Regions from separate parts of the Homo sapiens genome. Here region 2 is linked to region 1. The links are chromatin loops, found by intact Hi-C in ENCODE. Cell type or tissue: natural killer cell. All regions are shown on one strand. Links, peaks and the distances in the headings refer to the core of each region. The heading gives the core; the rest is flanking DNA.

What was found. Peaks named below come from ENCODE experiments on the same cell type or tissue, not always from the same donor. Only the 100,000 strongest peaks of a DNase experiment are listed, where the experiment ranks them.
Region 2: it touches region 1 in a loop (2.1-fold over the local background); 11 of 110 quality-filtered maps call a loop at or near these places.

What each region holds. Positions count from the first base shown.
Region 1 is chr1:64,881,801-64,884,300 of GRCh38, reverse strand. JAK1 (Janus kinase 1) reads left to right here. Exons shown (of 25, transcript NM_002227.4): 3 at 826-1,024. Among named protein-coding and RNA genes, the nearest start is that of JAK1, 83 kb to the left of the region's middle. RefSeq lists enhancers at 877-1,046, 1,367-1,546. In natural killer cell, for the core only: no CTCF peak of the experiment used is centred there; DNase peaks (open chromatin) are centred at 1,250 and 1,550; H3K27ac peaks cover 2,500 bases.
Region 2 is chr1:65,000,793-65,018,544 of GRCh38, reverse strand. It overlaps LINC01359 (long intergenic non-protein coding RNA 1359), which reads left to right and starts at 16,069. Exons shown (of 7, transcript NR_119383.1): 1 at 16,069-16,216. It also overlaps a transcript of JAK1 not described here. RefSeq lists a silencer at 15,704-15,843 and an enhancer at 15,974-16,053. In natural killer cell, for the core only: no CTCF peak of the experiment used is centred there; a DNase peak (open chromatin) is centred at 9,164; H3K27ac peaks cover 295 bases.

The DNA of each region.
Region 1 (2,500 bases), core at 1-2,500:
CATTTCTTTCCTCCTTTCTGGCCTTGCCCAAGGCTAAGTTGCTGAGGTTGGTTCTTTGGCCCTAGGTGCTCTCCCTTTGGAGGGTGCTTATGTGAATTACTTACTTACGCACTTTTCACCAGGGTTTTCTAACTGTTCCAAAGTAAGGCCTCCTCCTGCCCTCCTGGTGCTGCGTCAAAGTCCTGCCGCTCCTCCTGGGGTGGTAGGAACCAGGCTCCATTCATTAATTGTTATGGCCCTTCCATGTGACTTATGAACATGAATTGGTCATCATTTTGTGTGCAGTGTCTCAGGTGGGGATGTGAAGAGAGATAAGATACGGTTCATGCCCTCACCATGCTTGCTTTTTAGTGGGAGATGGACATGAAATTAAAATGCTGATTCTTGCCATAAGTCTGTTCAAAGCTTATGTGATTCCAGTAGAAACAGCAGCAGAATTTGTAACTAATAATCAGTCCTTTAACATTGTTGGTTCCAGAATGGGCTACATTTTTCAATTACAACTTGGGTGCAAATGGAGAAAATAAATTCAGGCCATGTCTAAAATTATTCTGATTTTTGAAAATATGGTCTGACCATATTTTCAAAAATACATAATTAATAAATTACAATTCATTAATTAGTATGCATAATTATTTTCCATGGTTTCATCTCTTATGAGATCTGACATGTTTGGTTTCCAGGAAGGGAAGGGGCAGGGGAGAGGTACGTATCCAATACCAACACCAAATGTTTCTGCTTTTTTACCTTCAGAACACTCCCTTTTGCCATAAGAACTTTTAGCACATAGAGTGACCACATAGTCTTGTTTTCCTTCCACAACAGTATCTAAATATAAAAGAGGACTGCAATGCCATGGCTTTCTGTGCTAAAATGAGGAGCTCCAAGAAGACTGAGGTGAACCTGGAGGCCCCTGAGCCAGGGGTGGAAGTGATCTTCTATCTGTCGGACAGGGAGCCCCTCCGGCTGGGCAGTGGAGAGTACACAGCAGAGGAACTGTGCATCAGGGCTGCACAGGCATGCCGTGAGTACTGGCAGCTGCCCAGGGCTGGGGGTTTCACCAACACACTAGTTCAGAAGATCTGGGGGTCTCTGCCCCTTGTAGCGCTGCTGGGCAGAAAGAGTTGTGGACTCTGGAGTCAGGTTCCTCCCTGCCTCTGCCACTGCCACTTGCACGTGACCTTAGGCCAGTGATTCTAATTCTGAGGGTTTCGCTTTTCACTTTCTTCATCTGCAGAGTGGCTTCTTTCTGCTCCGTCACTAATGAACTATAAGATACCAGGGGATGACGCTTGACTTCTGTGGATCCAGGCTCAGTTCTCATTTCCCCACATCTGTACAATTGGAATAATATCAGCACTAGATGAGGTGCTACGTAAAACACCTGGGACTAAGTCCCTGCTCAGCAAGTAGCGTATCTCAATATCTTAATAATTATTCGAAACTTCTCCTAAAAAGTTTGACCCCTCCTTCTGCTGCCGTGACTGCCCTCCCATGCGTGGTGCTGAGTTGAAGTGAGAAGCTGAGTGTTGCTTTGTGGCTTAGTCAAGTTCCCAAGTTGTGAAAAGGACGAGGCTCTCAACAACACAAGCTTTTTTTTCTCCTTTCAAGTGAGAGTTGTCTTAAAGTTAGCCTGTTGCCCTCAGAAGGTGGGAAACCAAAGTCCCTTTCATCCTTTGAACTTGAGGACATTGGCAGTTTTTGCTTGCCTGATTTTAAATGACAAGTTAAATCATAGAAATTAAGTTAAATCACAGATCTAATCCACTTGGATTGTGATGATGGTTGTACAACTGAGTAAATACACTAGAATCTGTTGAATTGTACACTTAAAAATTGGTGAATTTTATAATATGTAAATTATATCTCAAAGCTGTTTTAAAAAGGTTCTATCAACTCGTTTTATGATGATGAAGTAGCCATTTATGATGCCGTACAGCCTGATCCCTACTTTACTTATCCCACCTTTAACCCTCAGAACAACTCTGAGGGGATAGGTTGGTTATTTTAAGAATTGCTTATCTTGTTAGTAGTACAGCTTGTTTAGAAAACCTACCTTCTTTCTGATATTTGTCTTTCTGCCTAAAATCTTCACACACCAGAGTTTCAGGAAAAGGGGAGAGGCTTATGGTATGGGGAAGAGCGTAGTAGGCTCTTACTGACTAAACCTGACACAGAATAAAATGGGCTGAGGTGTATAGATTATTAGTGGGAAAAATCCAGTAATATTGTCAAGTTATTTTGACTAGGCCGCAATGTGTACAAATAACCATCTTTAGACAGCAGCTTTAAGTGTGTTTGTAATTATCAGAACACCTAGATGTAAATCAGTGGTTCTAAAGTTTTTTTTAAGGCTTTGTTTTTTTGTTTTCTCCCTTTCCCCTTGAGATTTGGTTTATATTGTTTATTCTCTTCGCCAAGCTTCTTGCCATCAGCACAGCAGGTATAAACCTCACTCAGTTTGTAAGCAAAGGTCATTGTTGCAGAGTCATTGGGCTGC
Region 2 (17,752 bases), core at 7,873-10,372, 130 kb before region 1:
AATATCCCCTTTTTCACTCCTGATAGCGTGTGTGTGTGTGTGTGTGTGTGTGTGTGTTCTCTCTCTCTCTCTCTCTCTCTCTGTATGTATGTGTGTCTCTCATTAGTTTCACCAAATATTTTACACCTTTTTTAGTCTTCTCAAAGAATCAACTATTGGCTTTATTGTTCCTGTTACATAGTTTTTCTATTTTACACATTTTTGTTCTTATTTGTTATCTCTTTCCTACTTCTTTATTTCTGTTTATCTTGCAGCTTATTTCTAATATCCTGAGGCAGATGCTTGACTTACTTACTTTTAGCCTTTTTTCTTTTCTAATATAAAATGTAAGGCTATAAATCAGCTCTGTAAACACTTTTTAGCTATTACCCTATATGTTTTTGATATGAAGTAATTTTTAAGTCACTCACACATTTTAAAAAGGCACAGTTCACAGCCAGGTGCAGTGGCTCACACCTGTAATCCCAGCACTTTGGGAGGCTGAGGCGGGAGGATCACCCGAGATCAGGAGTTCGAGACCAGCGCCGGCCAACATGGTGAAACCCCATTTCTACTAAAAATACAAAAATTAGTTGGGCCTGGTGGCAGACACCTGTAATCCCAGCTACTTGGGAGGCTGAGGCAGGAGAATCACTTGAACCCAGGAGGTGGAGCTTGCAGTGAGATCCTGCCACTGAACTCCAGCCTGGGCGACAAGAGTGAGAATCTGTCAAAAAAAAAAAAAAGGCAGAGTTCACAATTAAAAATTTTTTCCACTATGATTTCTTCTTTGACCCATGAGTTATTTAAAAGCATGGTTTTAATTTTCCAAACATGGAGATGCTCTGTTTACCTTTTTATTATTGATTTATAGTTAGATCACTTTAGGTCAGAAAACATCCTCTGTATTAATCCTTTAATATCTGTTGAGGCTTGTTTTAATGACTATGTATGAGTCCATTTTTGAAATATTCTGTGTGGACTTCAGAATTTTTTTCTGCAGTTGTTGAATGAAATATAGATAATCTCTATTAGATCAGTTTTATTAATCATTATTGTTTGAATCCTCTAATGATTTATTTTTATTTTTATTTTTTTGAGACAGAGTCTCTCTCTGTTGCCCAGGCTGGAGTGCAGTGGCGCAATTTCAGCTCACTACAACCTCCGCCTCCTGGGTTCAAGCAATTCTCATACCTCAGCCTCCCGAGTAGCTGGGACTACAGGCTGTGCCACCATGCCCAGCTAATTTTTATATTTTTAGTAGAGACAGGGTTTCGCCATGTTGGCTAGGCTGGTCTCAAACTCCTGAGCTCAGGTGGTTCACCTGCCTCGGAGGCCTCCTAAAGTGCTGGGATTACAGGTATGAGCCACCAGTCCTGGCCTATTTAATGATTTTTCTTGTTCTATCAATTATCGGGAGATGTATTTTTTAATTTCCCATATAATTGTAGATTTGTCTATTTCTCCATATGGATCTTCTGATTTTTCTCTTATATAATTTGTGGCTGCACTACTAGGTACTTATAAATTCAAAATTTTTATATTTTCCTAGTAAGCTGAAATTGTATTGTTAAGTGATTATCTTTATTGTTGTAATTTTAAAATTCTGATAAAATGTATACAGTAAAATTTGCCATTTTAAGTTTTTATTTATTTACTTATTTTTTTGAGATGGAGTCTTGCTCTGTTGCCCAGGCTGGAGGGCAGTGGCGCGATCTCGGCTCACTGCAACCTCTGCCTCTCGGGTTCAAGCAATTCTCCTGCCTCAGCCTCCCAGGTAGCTGGGATTACAGGTGCCTGCCACCATGCACGGCTAATTTTTGTATTTTTAGTAGAGACAGGGTTTCACACTTTGGCCAGGCTGGTCTCTAACTCCTGACCTCAAGTGATCCACCCGCCTCAGCCTCCCAAAGTGTTGGGATTACAGGCGTGAGCCACTGCACCCAGCCTATTTATTTATTTTGAGACAGGGTCCTATTCTGTTGCCAGGCTGGAGTGCAGTGGTGCAGTCAACCTCCTAGGTTGAAGTGATCCTCCTACCTTAGCCTCCGGAGTAGTTGGGACTACAGGCGCATGCCATCATGCTCAGCTAATTTTTGTATTTTTTGTAGAGACAGGGTTTCACTATGTTGCCCAAGCTGGTCTCAAACTCTGGTGCTCAAGTGATCTGCCCTCCTAGGCCTCCCAACGTGCTAGGATTACAGGCATAAGCCACCATGCTCGGCCCATTTAAACCATTTTTAAGGGTACAATTTAGTGGCATTACTTAGGTCCACAATGTTATACAACTACCATCGCTATCTACTTCGAAAACTTTTTCATCACCCCAAACTGAAACTCAGTAACTAGTAAGTAAAAACTCCCCAGGTCCCTTCTCCCCAGCCCCTGACAAACTTGCGTCTAGTTTACATTTCTACGAATTTTCCTATTTGAGATATTTCATGTCAGTGTAGTTATACAATATTTGTCCTTTTGCATCTAGCTTATTTCACTTAGCATATGTCTTCAAGGTTTATCTACCATGGGGCATCTATCAGAACTTCACTCCTCTTTATGTCTGAATAATATTCCATTGTATGTATATACCACATTTCGTTCATACATCTGGTTGGTACATGGGTTGTTTCCACCTTTTGACCATTGTAAATAATGCTACAATGAACACTGGTATACAAGTACTTGTTTGAGTCCCCGCTTTCTATTCTTTGGGATATATATATAATACTTAGGAGTGGCATTACTGGGCCATATGGTAATGCTATTTTTAGCTTTTTGAGGAATTGCCAAATTGTTTTCAATAATGATTTTTGGCTTAAAGTCTATTTTGTGTACTATTAACATAAAAATGCCAATTCTTTTGGAGTTATATTTCCGTTTTAAAATTTCAACCTGTTTGAATATCTATAAGTTTTCTCCAGTCCGAGAAGCTTTGTCTTTTAACTGAAGTATTTAATCCATTTACATTTTATTCATTTTAATTAACTGATATTAGTTACTAATATTTTAAATCTATCACTTTACATTTTGCTTTCTCTTTGCTTCACTTTTATATACTTCTTTTTCTCTTCTTTTTTGTATTATTTTTATTCCTTTTTTTAACTCTGTTTATAGGCTATATTCTGTCTTTATTATTTTTTAGAGTTTAGCCTAACATGTTTATATGTATATATCACCTATTAAGTAAAAAGTTAGTCACTAATGTTTTTCTTGTGCTAAATACCACAAAAACTAAACACCAACCTCATTGACTCTCTTCTTAATTTGCATGCTTTTATTTTTGTGTATTTATTTACTTTTTCATCTCATATGACATTGTTAATGCTGTGTTATGCACAATTTTGCATTGTTTAGATTTATTCATATATTTACCACTCTCTTTACTCTTCATTCTTTCTTGTACCTCAGAGCATCCATCTAGGATCTCATTCTTTCTTCCAGAATGACACCCTTCTGAATTCCTTTGTACAAAGGTCTGGATAATAGCAAAGTCTCTGTGTTTCTACTTGTTTTTGGAAATGTACATATTAATACTATGCCCTCATTCTTGAAAGATTTTTTTTCACTAAGAATAGAATAATATGGGCCGGGCGCGGTGGCTCAAGCCTGTAATCCCAGCACTTTGGGAGGCCGAGGCGGGTGGATCACGAGGTCAGGAGATCGAGACCTTCCTGGCTAACACGGTGAAACCCTGTCTCTACTAAAAGTACAAAAAAATTAGCCGGGCGTGGTGGCGGGCGCCTGTAGTCCCAGCTATTCGGGAGGCTGAGGCGGGAGAATGGCGTGAACCCGGGAGGCAGAGCTTGCAGTGAGCCGAGGTCGCGCCACTGCACTCCAGCCTGGGCGACAGAGAGAGACTCCATATCCAAAAAAAAAAAAAAGAATAGAATAATAGATTATTTATTATTTTCTTTCAACCCATGGAGTGTGTTATTGTATTGTCATTTGGCTTCCATTGCAGCTACTGAGAAGTTAGTGGTCCATCTCACTGCCATTCCTTTGATAATGATCTCCACACTTTCCCTGACCTCAAATTTTTTCCTTTGATGTTCATTAGTTTTATTGTGATGAATTTGAGTGAGAATTTTTCTTTCTTTTTCTCCTTTCTTTCCTTTCCTTTCCCTCCCTCCCATTCTCTCTTTCTTTCTTTTCTTTCTACCTTCTTTCCTTTTCCTCCTTTTTTCCCTTTCCTTCCCTCCTTTGTTCTTTTTCTTCTTCTCCTTCTCTCCTGCCCACCTTTCTTCCTGGGATTTGTTTGGCCTCTTGAGTATGTGAATTAATTTCATTAATAGGTTCTGGAAAAGTTTAGGCCAGTATTTCTTCAAATACTGTTTCTGCCATATAATCTCTGGTCTTCTAGTGCTCTAATTAAATATATGTTAGACTTTCTCACTCTATCTTCTATGAATTTTAATTTCTCTTTCATATATTGTATTTCTTTAAATTTCTATGCTTCATTCTGTAAAATCTTGTGACCCAACCTTCTTGTTCTCTAATTCTCTTTTCAGTTGTATGTAATATGCTGTTAAGCTGTTGGTTTTTGTTTTGCTCTCAATCTCAGTAATGGTAAATTTTATTTCTAGAAGTTTAATTTTATTGTTCTTAAAAATTTGTTGGTCACTTTTTGTAGTTTCCAGTATCTTGAAGATATTTTCAAGCTCATCTTTTATTTCTTTAACAATAGTAGGCATAATTTTATAATCTGTGTCTGATAATTCCAGCATCTGAAATCTTTTTGACTCTGTTTCTACTCTTTCATTTCTTCTAGCTCTCATACGTGATGCTTATTATGTATGCTTAGTTGTTTTTTTTACCAGTACTGCTTGTTAACCTTGAAAACTTATTTGTGTAAATACATTGAGGCCCAGGATGAGGGTAACTTCTCAAAATGGATTTGTATTTGTTCCTTTGCTTCCTAGGGACGTCATCAATATGGCACCAAATTAAATGAAATTTGTGGCTTGAATTCTTTTGGACCACCCTGTGGTTATAACTTCAATAATGCCAGCAAGTGATTACAAATTTTCAGAGATGAAATTGTTTCCTCATTGTACTGGTCAGCAGCAGTCCCTTTAGGGTAGAAATTTGGGGAAAATGTAGCCTTTGAATTCCAATTCCATTGATGGATTTTCTTTTTTTGTTTCGGTTTTTGTTTTTTTTGTTTTTTTTTTTTTAGACAGAGTCTTGCTCTGTTGCCCAGGCTGGAGTGCAGTGGCATGATCTTGGCTCACCGCAACCTCCGCCTCCTGATTCATGTGATTCTCCTGCCTCAACCTCCTGAGTAGCTGGGATTACAGGTGCATGCCAGCACGCCCGGCTAATTTTTTATATTTTTAGTAGAGATGGGGATTCACCATGTTGGCCAGGCTGGTCTCAAACTCCTGACTTCAAGTGATCTGCCCACCTCAGCCTCCCAAAGTGCTGGGATTACAGGTGTGAGCCACTGCACCGGCCTTTTTTTTTTTTTTTTTTTGAGACGGAGTGTTGCTCTGTCACCCAGGCTGGAGTGCAGTGGCACGATCTTGGCTCACTGCAAGTTCCGCCTCCCAGGTTCACGCCATTCTCCTGCCTCAACCTCCAGAGTAGCTAGGACTACAGGTGCTCGCCACCACGCCCAGCTAAACCAGTTTTGTATTTTTAGTAGAGATGGGGTTTCACCGTGTTAGCCAGGATGGTCTTGATCTCCTGACCTCGTGATCCGCCTGCCTTGGCCTCCCCAAGTGCTGGGATTACAGGTGTGAGCCACCGTGCCTGGCCTTTTTTTTTTTTTTTGAGACAGGGTCTTACTGTGTCACTCAGGCTGGAGTACAGTGGTATGGTGCAAACATGGCTCAGTGCAGCCTTGAACCCCTGGGTTCAAGTGATTCTCCTGCCTCAGCCTCCCCAGTAGCTGGGGCCACAGGTGCACACCATCATGCCTAGCTAATTTGGTGAATTTTCTTTTGTACTTTCCTTCTTAGGAGATAGAGGCTCAAATTGGCTGTATTGGCAAATGTCCTCAGGGCAAAAGTGGCTTCAGTACTCAGTATACCTTAGATTTTGTCCTGCTAATTCCTTACTGTCTTATTAGTACTTTGATACTTCTAATCTTATTTCTAATAATTATTTTAATATTTGATACTCTATCTTCAATCTAACATTCTTAGTTTGTCAGTTTCCATAGTCAGGTGACTGAGGTGAGCTGTCCTAGGCTGGCTCCTGGACTGGTGTCCACTAAGGCCTCACGGGTGCTCTTTATGGTCTTCTGTTGGTATCTTTGCTTAGTAGCTGGGGTATTTCCTAGGATGGTCCTTTTTCTCTACTTGGTCAGGACCTCAGACCTCAGACCTCAGATGACTCAGGCCACCATAGTTCTCACCAGCATTATAGGCCTCTTTGAGTCTCTGCCACAGCTTCTGTTCAACAACTTCCTCTCCACTTTGCTGTGGGGTCACTTCAACCTCCCCATGACAGAGCTGTTGTCTCTCAGCTGAGCCAGGTTCTGTGTTTTCCATCAGAGATGCAGGAACATCTGAGTGCCTTTCACACCACACAGGAGCTAACAGGCGCCCAAACTGGGCCCTCTTTTCCTGACTACTCTATTTTGCTCTCTTTCCTCTTCTGGGCCTACCCAATTGTACTGCTGACTCACCTTAACTAGCGATTTCCTTCTGGAATCCCAAATGGGAAACAGAAGAGAAGCCCCTCAGGCCTTAGCCTTCAATCAGTCTGAAACACCTTCCTTCCCTGGGATTTACTCCTGGGATCAAGAGAACTTTTCATTACCTAGTTTTCCTAACTCCACTCCCCTTCTTCTCCCTGCCATCCACTAGAACAGGAAGAGGTTCAGACATTCTACTTCCTCAATGTCCTACCCTTGCTCCATCCTGGGACAGCAAGCTCAGTGGTCTAGTCATCACAGGTGAAAAAATATGTCTCCTTATACTATAAAATAAACTATGATCTAGTTTACCAGGTATAACCTTCGATATGTCAGTGGTAGTAAAAGGAATCTGGAAAATATATTTTCTCACCTTTTTTCTGGCTTTCTAAGTAACTATTTCAATGAAAAGTCCTATTTTGGATATCGGAAGCTGGTTTTTTGTTTTTTGTTGGTTGTTGTTTGTTTGTTTGTTTTTTGAGACAGGGTGTTGCTCTGCCACCCAGGCTGCTACAGCTTCGATCTTCCGGGCTCAAGTGATCCTCCTGCCTCAGCCTCCCAAGTAGCTGGGACTATTGGCATGCACTACCACACCCAGCTTATTTTTCCATTTTTTGTAGAGATGAAGTCTCATGATGTTGCTCAGGCTGGTCTCAAACTCCTGAGCTCAAGCAGTCCTCCCGCCTCGGCCTGCTAAAGTGCTGAGATTACAGGCATAAGCCACCGTGTCCAGCCAGAAGCTGATTTTTAACTCTTCCTTTTAAAATTTTTGCTTTGACAGTTCTAATCCCACCCTCCACACACTGCCCCCAGGCAAATGAATGCTTTTGGTCTACTAAAGAAAAGATCATATACATGAAAATGAAAAAGAAAAAAGCACATTAATATGTTTCATAAATATTCAAGTTGTGAATATAAACATATCTATTATTATTATTTTAGAGACAGGATCTGTCTCTGTTACCCAGGTTGGAGTGCAGTGGTGCAATTATAGCTCACTACAGCCACAAAGTGGCTGGATGGCCTTGAAGTGGGAGAATAGCTTCTTCCCACCTCAGCCTCCCAAGTAGCTAGGACTACAGGCATGCCACCACGGCTGGCTAGTTTATTTACTACTTTTTTTTAAGAGACAGGGTCTCACTATATTGCCCAGCTGGTCTCAAACTGCCAACCTCAAGCTTTGGCCTCCCAGAATGTTCGGATTACAGGTGTAAGCCACCATGCCTGGCCACCTATTTTTTTAAATAAAGAATATTTGTATTAGTTATCTATTGCCATGTAACAAATTGCCCCAATGTTTAGTGACTTCCAACAATGAACAGTTATTATTTTACAGTTTCTAAAGGTTATACATTTGGTAGGAGCTTAACTGGACGATACAGTCCAGAGGAAAGCTGGGCTGCAGTCATCAGAAGGCATGACTGAGGCCGGAGGATCAACTTCCAAGCTCACCCACGTGGCTATTAGCAGGAGGCTTTAGTTTCTTGCTGGCTGTTGGCTGGAGGCCTCAGTTTCTCAACACATAGGCCTCTCTGCATGATGTGGCAGCCGGTTTCCCTCAGAGCAAGTGTTCTGAGGGCAGGAGGATGGATGGAGGAAGGGGGAGAGAGAGAGAGAGAATGAGCGTGCGAGAGAGAGCGCAAGCATAAGAGAGAACAGGAAGCCACAGTGCCTTGTATGTCTTAGTCTCTGAAGTCACACAATGTCACTTTTGCTTTATTCTATCCATTAGAAGTGAGTCACTAAATCCAGTCCATACCCAAGGGGAGGGCAATTAGACTCTTCCTCTTAAAGGGAGTGCCAAAAAATTTGTGGACAATTTAAACCACCACAGCATTCAAAATTGCCCACTTCCTGTGTGCCAAAGTACAAAACTAGGATATATCAGCAACAAAATGGGGATTCCTTGCATGATGGAGTCGAAAGTCTAGTGGGTACATGAACATGAAAATAATCCATTGCAGTACACTAAGATAGAGCTCCTAGTTTTCTCTCATGTGACATGGGGGACAGTAGGTGCTTGAGGGCACAGGAGTCAATACAAAAATGCTTTTGCATAAGTGTAATTTAGCAAAGGGGATCAAGACCTGAGATGTAAGAGCCAGAATCCCAGCTCTGCCACTTACTGGCAATGTGACCATGGGCCAGTAACTCTTCCTCTCTGTACTTCAGTTTCCTCATCAGTAAGATGGGAGAATAACAGTATTTATCTGATAGGGTCTTTGTGAGAATTAAATGAGTTAGCATATGTAAAAGGCTAAACATGTGTCTGGATCATAGCAGGTGTTAGTTATTAATTGTAAACTGCAAGCCACTTCAGAAATGGCAGTATTATTATTCTAATTTTGAAACTAGGTACATGTCCTTTTCCCTGTCTTATTGAAAATGGAATTAACTTTCTTCCTAATTTAATTATTTTTCATTTCCAGTAAGTTTCCCGATGTAATTTAATTTTTAATGATACATTTGTACTTTTTTCTTTTTAAGCATGTAACATATGTCATAAAATGTAAATGTCACTCTTTACCTCCACCCCCACCTGCTCATCAATTCCACTTCCTTCCCCAGAGGAAACCACTTTAGCAGTTTCATGAATGTTTTTTTAGAAATGTTTCTGCCTATTTAAAAGCTATGCATTTTTGAAATATTTTAACATAAATGGAATCAAACTATGCATATCATTCTACTTGATTTTTTCTGTAATTAACAGATCTTTTCATCTTAGTGATTATAGCTTTACATCATTCCTTTTAATTTAATTTAATATTAAATTCTATAGGATGGCTATACCATAGATGCTTTAACCATTCTTCTGTCGGTGGACATTCCGGTTGTTTCTAACATTTTATTATAAACAACTGTGTAGTGAACATAAGCATTTAAATATATTTCCTAACCTTCAAAGACTTTGTGAATATATTTTCAATTAAGACTTGTTACAAGGGCCATGTGCAGTGGCTCACGCCTGAAATCCCAGCACTTCTAGAGGCCAAGACAGGTTTGCTTGAGCCCAGGAGTTTGAGACCGGCCTGGGCAACATAGGGAGACCCCTGTCTCTACAAAAAATTTAAAAATTAGCCAGGCATGTGGCATGCACCTGTAGCCCCAGCTACTTGAGAGGCTGAGTTGGGAGGATTACTTGAGCCCAGGCAGGTTGAGGCTGCAATGAGCTGTGATCATGCCACTGCACTCCAGCCAGGGCAACTGAGTGAGACCCTGTCATAAAAAAGAAGGAGAAGGAGAAAGAGAAGGAGAAGGGGAAGGGAAAGGGGAAGAGGAAGGCGAAGGGGAAGGGGAAGGGGAAGGGGAAGGGGAGCAGGACTTATTATATGAACCTGTACAGCTGTAAGGAAAAGTCAGTGGGGCATGCTGGCTCATGCCTGTAATTTCAAACTTTGGGAGGCCATAGTGGGAGGATCACTTGAGGCCAGGATTTTAAGACCACCCTGAGAAACACAGTGAGACTCTGTCTCTTAAAGAAAAAAAAAGAAGTTCATAGAAAATTTAAACCTTTTAGTTTGACATTCAGGAATTTCTCTAATGTGACCTCAAACTATTTCTCCAATTTAATCTCTTAGTACTTTTGCATAAATTCCATATGTATCAAGCTGCAAATTGCCCTACTCAATGTTACTAGGACACACCATACACATTTCTGCCTTCAGGCTTTTGCCCGGGCTTTTCTCCTTGCTTTCCTGCTCCCCTGGGCTTTTCTCTCCTACACTTCCGTACTGGGTGATCATTGGGTGGTCTGTCCATCCCATACGGGTGGCTTCCTGGATTTCTACCCTAATCCCAATTGGTTGGATCAGGGGTTGTCACCAAACTCAAGCTGTGCTAATCACAATCTAAATTCCCTGGGAACTTAGAAATAAGAAATAAGAGGCCAGGCATGGTGGCTTACACCTGTAATCCCAACACTTTGGGAGGCCAAGGCAGGCGGATCACCTGAGGTCAGGAGTTCGAGACCAGCCTGTACAACATGGTAAAACCTGTCTCTACTAAAAATACAAAAATTAGCTGAGTGTGGTGGTGTGCACCTGTAGCCCCACTTACTCAGGAGGCTGAGGCAGGAGAATCACTTGAACCCAGGAGGTGGAGGTTGCAGTGAGCCAAGATCATGCTGTTGCACTTCAGCCTGGACGACAGAGCAAAACGCTGTATCAGAAAGAAAAAAAAAAAACATACCTATAATCCCAGCACTTTAGGAGGCCGAGGTGGGCGGATCACCTGAGGTCAGGAGTTCGAGACTAGCCTGACCAACATGGAGAAACCCTGTCTCTACTAAAAATACAGAAAAATTAGCTGGGCGTGGTGGCATGCGCCTGTAGTCCCAGCTACTTGGGAGGCTGAGGCAAGAGAATTGCTTGAACATGGGAGGTGGAGGTTGCGGTGAGCTGAGATTGCACCATTGCACTCCAGCCTGGGCAACAAGAGCATGAAACTCCATCTCAAAAAACAAAACAAAACAAAACAAAAAACAACAAAGAAAGAAATAAGAGTAGGGGTCAGCCTCTCTCCAGGTGACCAGACTCGGGTCACCACAGGAGTGATGTGGTGGTTATCTGATCCATGGGATCCAGACACACAGCCAAAGTTGCCTGACAAAGAACAAGAATAAGACAGACCTACAGAGAGAAGACAAGAGACCAAGTCTGGATATTTCTCCAGTATGGCACCCGGATCTTCTTCCTTTCGGGAACCCACCTACAGGCCTGCCTTGGGTTCTGTCAGATACTGGGCTTCCTGAAGCTGTCTTTGTCCTATTTACATTCATAAAAGTGAGTCTGATTGTGTCTTCCTTTAAGCGCTTATCCAGTTACTTTTGATCTGTGAAGGCTTCCTTGACCACCCAAGCCCCAAGCTAAACTTGTTTGCTTGGCTATTAGGTCCACTCAGTTGGAACTTAAACTACTCATTTTCATCACTTTGTTTCAAAATCATGATTATCTGACATTACTGGGCAAACAGGAACTGTAGATAAGATAAGGATTAACATTTTTTTCCTTTTAAAAATGTTAATCATCTTAGATGGAACTTTTTAAGGCAGATGACAAAACTTACTTAGCTTATTAAATTGAGTGCATTACTATTTAATAATGTCTGGATGAATCAACGTAAATATTATGAAGATAAAATATTTTATATACAAGGCGTAATTCAGTGAATCTACAGGTTCAGCTAATATGGTAAGTACCTGCTACTGAAACAACAAAATAAGACCCCTGTTTGAGAAAGGGAAATATGAAATCAGATATATGAGTTCCCCTTTAAGAATGGAAACTGGGTTGGGTGTGGTGGTTTATACCTGTAATCCCAGTGCTTTGGGAGGCCAAGACAGGAGGATTATTTGAGGCCAGGTGTTCAACACAGCAAGACCCCATCTCTACAAAAAATAAACGAATTAGCCATGCATTGTGGCAAGCACCTGTAGTCCTACCTACTCAGGAGGCTGAGGCAGGACGATCCCTTGAACCCAGGAGCTCAAGGTTACAGTAAGCTATGAGAGTACCACTGCACTCCAGCCTGGGCAAAAGAGTAAGACCACATCTTTAAAAAATAAAAAAGAAGAAACAATAGAAGCCGTTTTAATTAAAGAAAAGCCATGAAGCAAATCACCTAGACCTAAAGATATTTTCAAATTCAGATACTGTCTGGTAAAATATTTCAGTCTGTGTGGATGGGAAAGCTAAGTTTATGACATAGTGAACTATTCAAAAAACCTTAAGAGATTCATCAATTAGTTTACCAAATACAATTTGAGTTTACCAAACTCAACTCTCCATTATAAGGAACAGATACTTCTATATTATTTCTTCACACTTATGTGAAGAGATAAAATCTCTCTTGCTTAGAAAGCCCATATTTATTGTTTACTTCTATATTAGTGTAGACATCAAGGTTAGTGAAACATTTAATTGTGAGATGTCCTAAAATGGGTGTGACTGGTGTCTGAGCATGAGAGTTCACAAATTATATTTATCTTAATTATTATGACTTTTAAAATTTTAATATCTGGAATGGCAACTTATTCTTCTGCAAGATCATCTTATTATAACTTATTCTTCTGCAAGACCATCTTGGCTAATTTTGGCCCTTTGCACTTCCATATACATTTTATAATTAAGTTGTCAAGTTCCATCAAAAAGTCTGCTGGGATTTTAATTGGAATTGCAATCAAATCTATAGGTCAATTGGAGATAACTCACATATTTTTAAAGAATTAATTGATTTTCCCTCTTATTTCTAGTTGACATAGTACATATTTATTGGATACAATGATATTTCAGTACATGTGTACAATGTGCAATGATCAAATCTGGGTAATTAGCATATCCATCACCTTGAAAGTATATCATTTATTTGTGTTGTGAACATTCAAAATTCTCTCTTCTAGCTTCTTGGAAAAAAATACATTAAATTATTGTTACCCGTATGCACCCTATAGTGCTATAGAACACTAGAACTTATTCCTTTCATCCAGCTGTAAATTTGTATTTGTTATGTAACCTCTCATCATCTTCCCCTCCCACTACCCTTCCCAGCCTCTAATAACCACAGAAAATTCACTTTTTTTTTTTTTTGAGATGGCGTTTTGCTCTTGTTGCCCAAGCTAGAGAGCAATGGCGTGATCTCGGCTTACTGCAACCTCCACCTCCTGGGTTCAAGTGATTCTTCTGCCTCAGCCTCCCCAGTAGCTGGGATTACAGGTGCGTGCCACCATGCCCTGCTAATTTTTGTATTTTTAGTAGAGATGGGGCTTCATCATGTTGGCCAGGCTGGTCTTACAGTTTTCGTTTGATAAAATGCTTTTTGTTTGTTTGTTTGTTTCTTGAGTTCAGATTCAGTAGCCTGGTATAATGACAAACTAGAAATCACAGTATGGGAAAAATATAGGAGATGATGCTTTGATTTCAGGAATATTGTGGATTATCAAACTAAAATTAGCAGATTCTATTTAGCCTCTTAGAATTTCAAAAATTTTTAGACATTAGTATACATCCCCACCTTCACGATATCAGAAATAAAGGGTAGTGAAGATAGCAGAGTGAAATATGAGAATTGTCTCCATTTCAGAAGGTATTTGGCTGAAATGAGACATTTCACAATTTGGTCTTCTGGTCTGCTCATCACTGGAAGTCCCAGCTTCTTCCTGGATAAGAAGTTGTACTTGGATTATATTATTATAACCACATTGTAATTATTATTGTGGAAACACCACAGACAACACGTAAAAGAATTTTTAGTCATAATCCCTACTTATAGTCTTGATTCCTTTGATCTTCACATCTACTTGTTTTGCAATTTTGGTTCCTAAATCAGACATTTGGTATAGTTGGTCAGCCTAGAAACGTCAAAGACAAAAGCTGTCTAGCTATTTGCAAGATTGTCATTGAAGTCCCTTGTGTTTGCACAGATTGCATCTGTCTATTCTGAAAGATGAGCAACAAATCCAGTCAAAGCCTGAGTGAAATAACTGACAATCTTAGATCAACCCTGATGGTCACTCACGAGTCCAGCAGTTTCTATGCAGAGCACCAAACACCTTACTTACAAAAGTAAGGTTAGTGGGAGCTTGGTATTTTCCATATCATCTTGGAGAAGCACTGTTTTGCTTATTCTGTTTTTCCTCCTCCTCCTCTTCCTCCTTTTCTTCACATATTTTGTGTGAATAAGAAAGTACTATTGGCTAGGCAGGTTGGCTTATTCCTGTAATCCCAGCACTTTGGGAGGCTGAGGCGGGTGGATCACCTGAGGTCAGGAATTTGAAACCAGCCTGGCCAACATGGTGAAACCCCGTCTCTACTAAAATACAAAAATTAGCCAGGCATGGTGGTGCACACTTGTAATCCCAGCTACTCGGGAGGCTGAGGCAGGAGAGTCAGTTGATCCCAGGAGGCAGAGGTTGCCATGAGCTGAGATCGCGCCGCTGCACTCCAGCCTGGGCGACAGAGCGAGAATACGTCTCAAAAAACAAAACAAAACAAAAAAGTGTTATTTATAGGAATAAGAACTAAAATGCCTTGTTAATATATTGTTTTGGCATTGCCAAATTTAGCCTATTTGAGTGCATGGATTGCATTTGGGGATTGCTGTTTTCTTTTTTGTTTTGTATGTTTGCTTTAGATGCGTAGACAGAGGGAGTGGAGTAAGGCTTTACAGAGATTACTACAGAAGGCATTTTTTTTTTTCATAAAGAGGGGAAAACGCACCCATCTCATAACAAGAATTTGGAGTCAAAACGAGACAGATTCCATTCCTGCCTTCCACATTAATTAGCTAGGTGACTTTGGGCAAATCACTTAACCTCTAGGTTTTCTCATCAGCAGAATGAAAGCGTTGGCCTATAGACACCCATTTAAATCCCTCCTCCAAATACTCATTCGTTCGATATTTTCTCAGTGTCTACTAAGCACAATCATTGTTAATAAACACTATGATTCTTGGAGAGCTCCAAATCGTGTCTCTGCTTTTAAGCATCATTCCCCTTCCTCCTTTAAAACCAGCGCCTGACTTCTCCCCCAAACAAATCGAAACACTTTTACCGTCTGAAAATGTACATGGGAAAAGAAACGCGTTTCATTGCAGTCACCCGGCGCCAACCTAGACCTGGCGGGCCAGCGAGCTCGTGAGATTTTCTTTCTTTCTAAAGGACAATCTCCACATTTTAAAGGGCAACCCAGTTACCCGAAGAAATACAACTTAAAGGGCGCCTGGAGCCAGGCCGGGACACCCACCCACGCTTTTCTAGGCTGAGGAAACCTGGGAAACTTTTGGGCTCCCGCCGAGTCACGCGGCTGTTCCACGGTAAGAATTGTGCAATGGGGCGAGTCAGGCGGGCGTCCTAGTAGGGAAGAAGCGGGGGAGGCTGCTGCGGTGCCAATGCTTTTCTTAAAAAAAAAAAAAAAAAAAAAGCTAGGTTGTCTCACGCCGTGCGAGGCGCGACGGCGCGGCCGGACAGCCCGGTTCCCGCTGGCCCCAAGCCCGGGCCAAGAAAGCATCGCTTCCCCGCCGGGACCTGGAAGGAGCAGCGCGTGCGTGCGTCCCCTCCCGGGGGCAGAGACTGCCCGCCCGCCACAGCGCTTTCCTGGGACTCTGCGAGGGGCCGGGGTGCGAGCGGGAACTGCGGCAGGCGCAGACTGGCCACATCGATCGTGGCGGGGAAGTCCGGGCTCGCGCTTTCGGTAAGAGCGCCCGGGCTTCCAACTGCGCGGTGCCCCCGCCTCCGCCGCCGCCGGCCAGGCTCGCACTTTCGGATGGTGACGCATCCAGCTGGCTCCGCGGAAGCCTGCGCTGAAACCTGGAGCCCTCCGGGGTGGCCTACTCCTCAGCGCTGCGTTACTGAGCGCTCCCTGGGTGCAGGCTTGGTGATCCAAGTTTGGTCACAGTCATCACTTATGTCACTATCCTTGTGATGTACATACTATAATTAGCGTCACTTAGAAGTGAGGAAACAGGCTCCAAAAGCTTGTTACTTGCTTGTAGTCAAACAGAAGGCAGAGCTGCGAATCAAATCCAGGTTTGTCTCGACATGCCACTAGCTCATACTTCCCTTGGATCAGCCACTAAATGGCTTTCACTCCAGTGAGCAGCGACCAGGTAACACATAGGACGGGTGCGTGGCGGTACCGAGCCCACTGCCCAGGGGCAGCGGGGGCGCTTGCTTCTGGCTGGGGCTCACTCATTTGCCCAAATGGGCTGTAAAATATATACATACACACCCATATATGTGCATATATACACATACGTATATACACACAAACATACGTATATACGTGTGTGTGTTTGTGTATACATACATATTGGACAGCATACCGCAGACTCTGAGCCTCAGTTTTCAATCTTGTATTGGGATCAGGGCACCTATTGTAAGGAGTAGTTGGAAGATGAAATAAGATAGTTTTAACATAGATGCCAGCATCTCGGGGACGCCTGATATATGCCATTTTGCTCTTTTTGCAGCACTCCTGGGGACATCAGGGCACTCACGCTCCTTAACACTGGACAGGAGACCTGCGCAGTCATTCTAGGTCAACACCCTCTCTGACAGACTAGGAATTTAATCCACTCAACGGGAAAATCACTTACCTGCATCACCATCTAGTTACTGACAGACACCAAGCTAGGGTTCCTGCTACCCCTCAAACACACATACCACACACTCACACTCAAACACTTGCTGCCCCTCAAACACACATACCACACGCACACACACTTGCTGCCTTTCAGGCACACATACCCCCCCCCCCACACACACACTTTCTACCTCTCAAACACACATACAACACACACATTTGCTGCCTCTCAAACACACATATCACGCACACAAACACACTTGCTACCTCTTAGACATACAACACACACACTACCACACACACACGCACACATGCACCCCCTCTTTTCCTCCTGGAAGATTCAGACCAGCTCTGGGGCCTGAACGTGACTTCCTCCGAGCGTTGGCAGTGGCGTGGGTGGGGACCTCCGGGAAGGCGAGCAGAGGAAATCAGTCACTGCACTCGCCGCCAGCCAGCGCACAGGGAGAGGGGGACCCAGCCCAGAGGTCCCGCCCCCAGCTCCGCAGGAGGCCTCTGCTGGCGGAGGCTGGGCCCCTTTTGGTAACAAGGGGAATCACTGCAGCCCAGTGAAAGATAAACGCGTGGGTCGGGCTGTGGAATGTCCAAAATTATGAAGATTAAGGAAACAGGCTTTAGGATTCACTTGAAAAGTGAAATCGGCGAATGAAAGTTTTCTAACATGATGAGATCTTGGAAATTGTCCACTCCATTTTTGGGAGGGGTTTAATAATCACTGCCCAACTAGAGCAGCTGTTTTTCCCCTTCCAACGCCCCATTTTGTGAATTGATGCTGAAATAACTGGCCAGGTCTTTCCTTTGGGCACCCTGGAATGTTGGGAATATGAATGGCCTCTTAGTAGAGTTGGAGCTCCAAAGGAAAGGACCCTTTAGAAACAAAAACTTCCATGGCGCCACCGCACTCCAGCCTGGGCCACAGAGTGAGACCCCATCTCAAAAACAAAACAAAACAAAAATCCAACCGCCCCCCCACCAAAAAAAAAACCCTCCTTTTTAAAAATCACAAAAATAATTATTATTCATTGCAGAAAAATCAGATTTT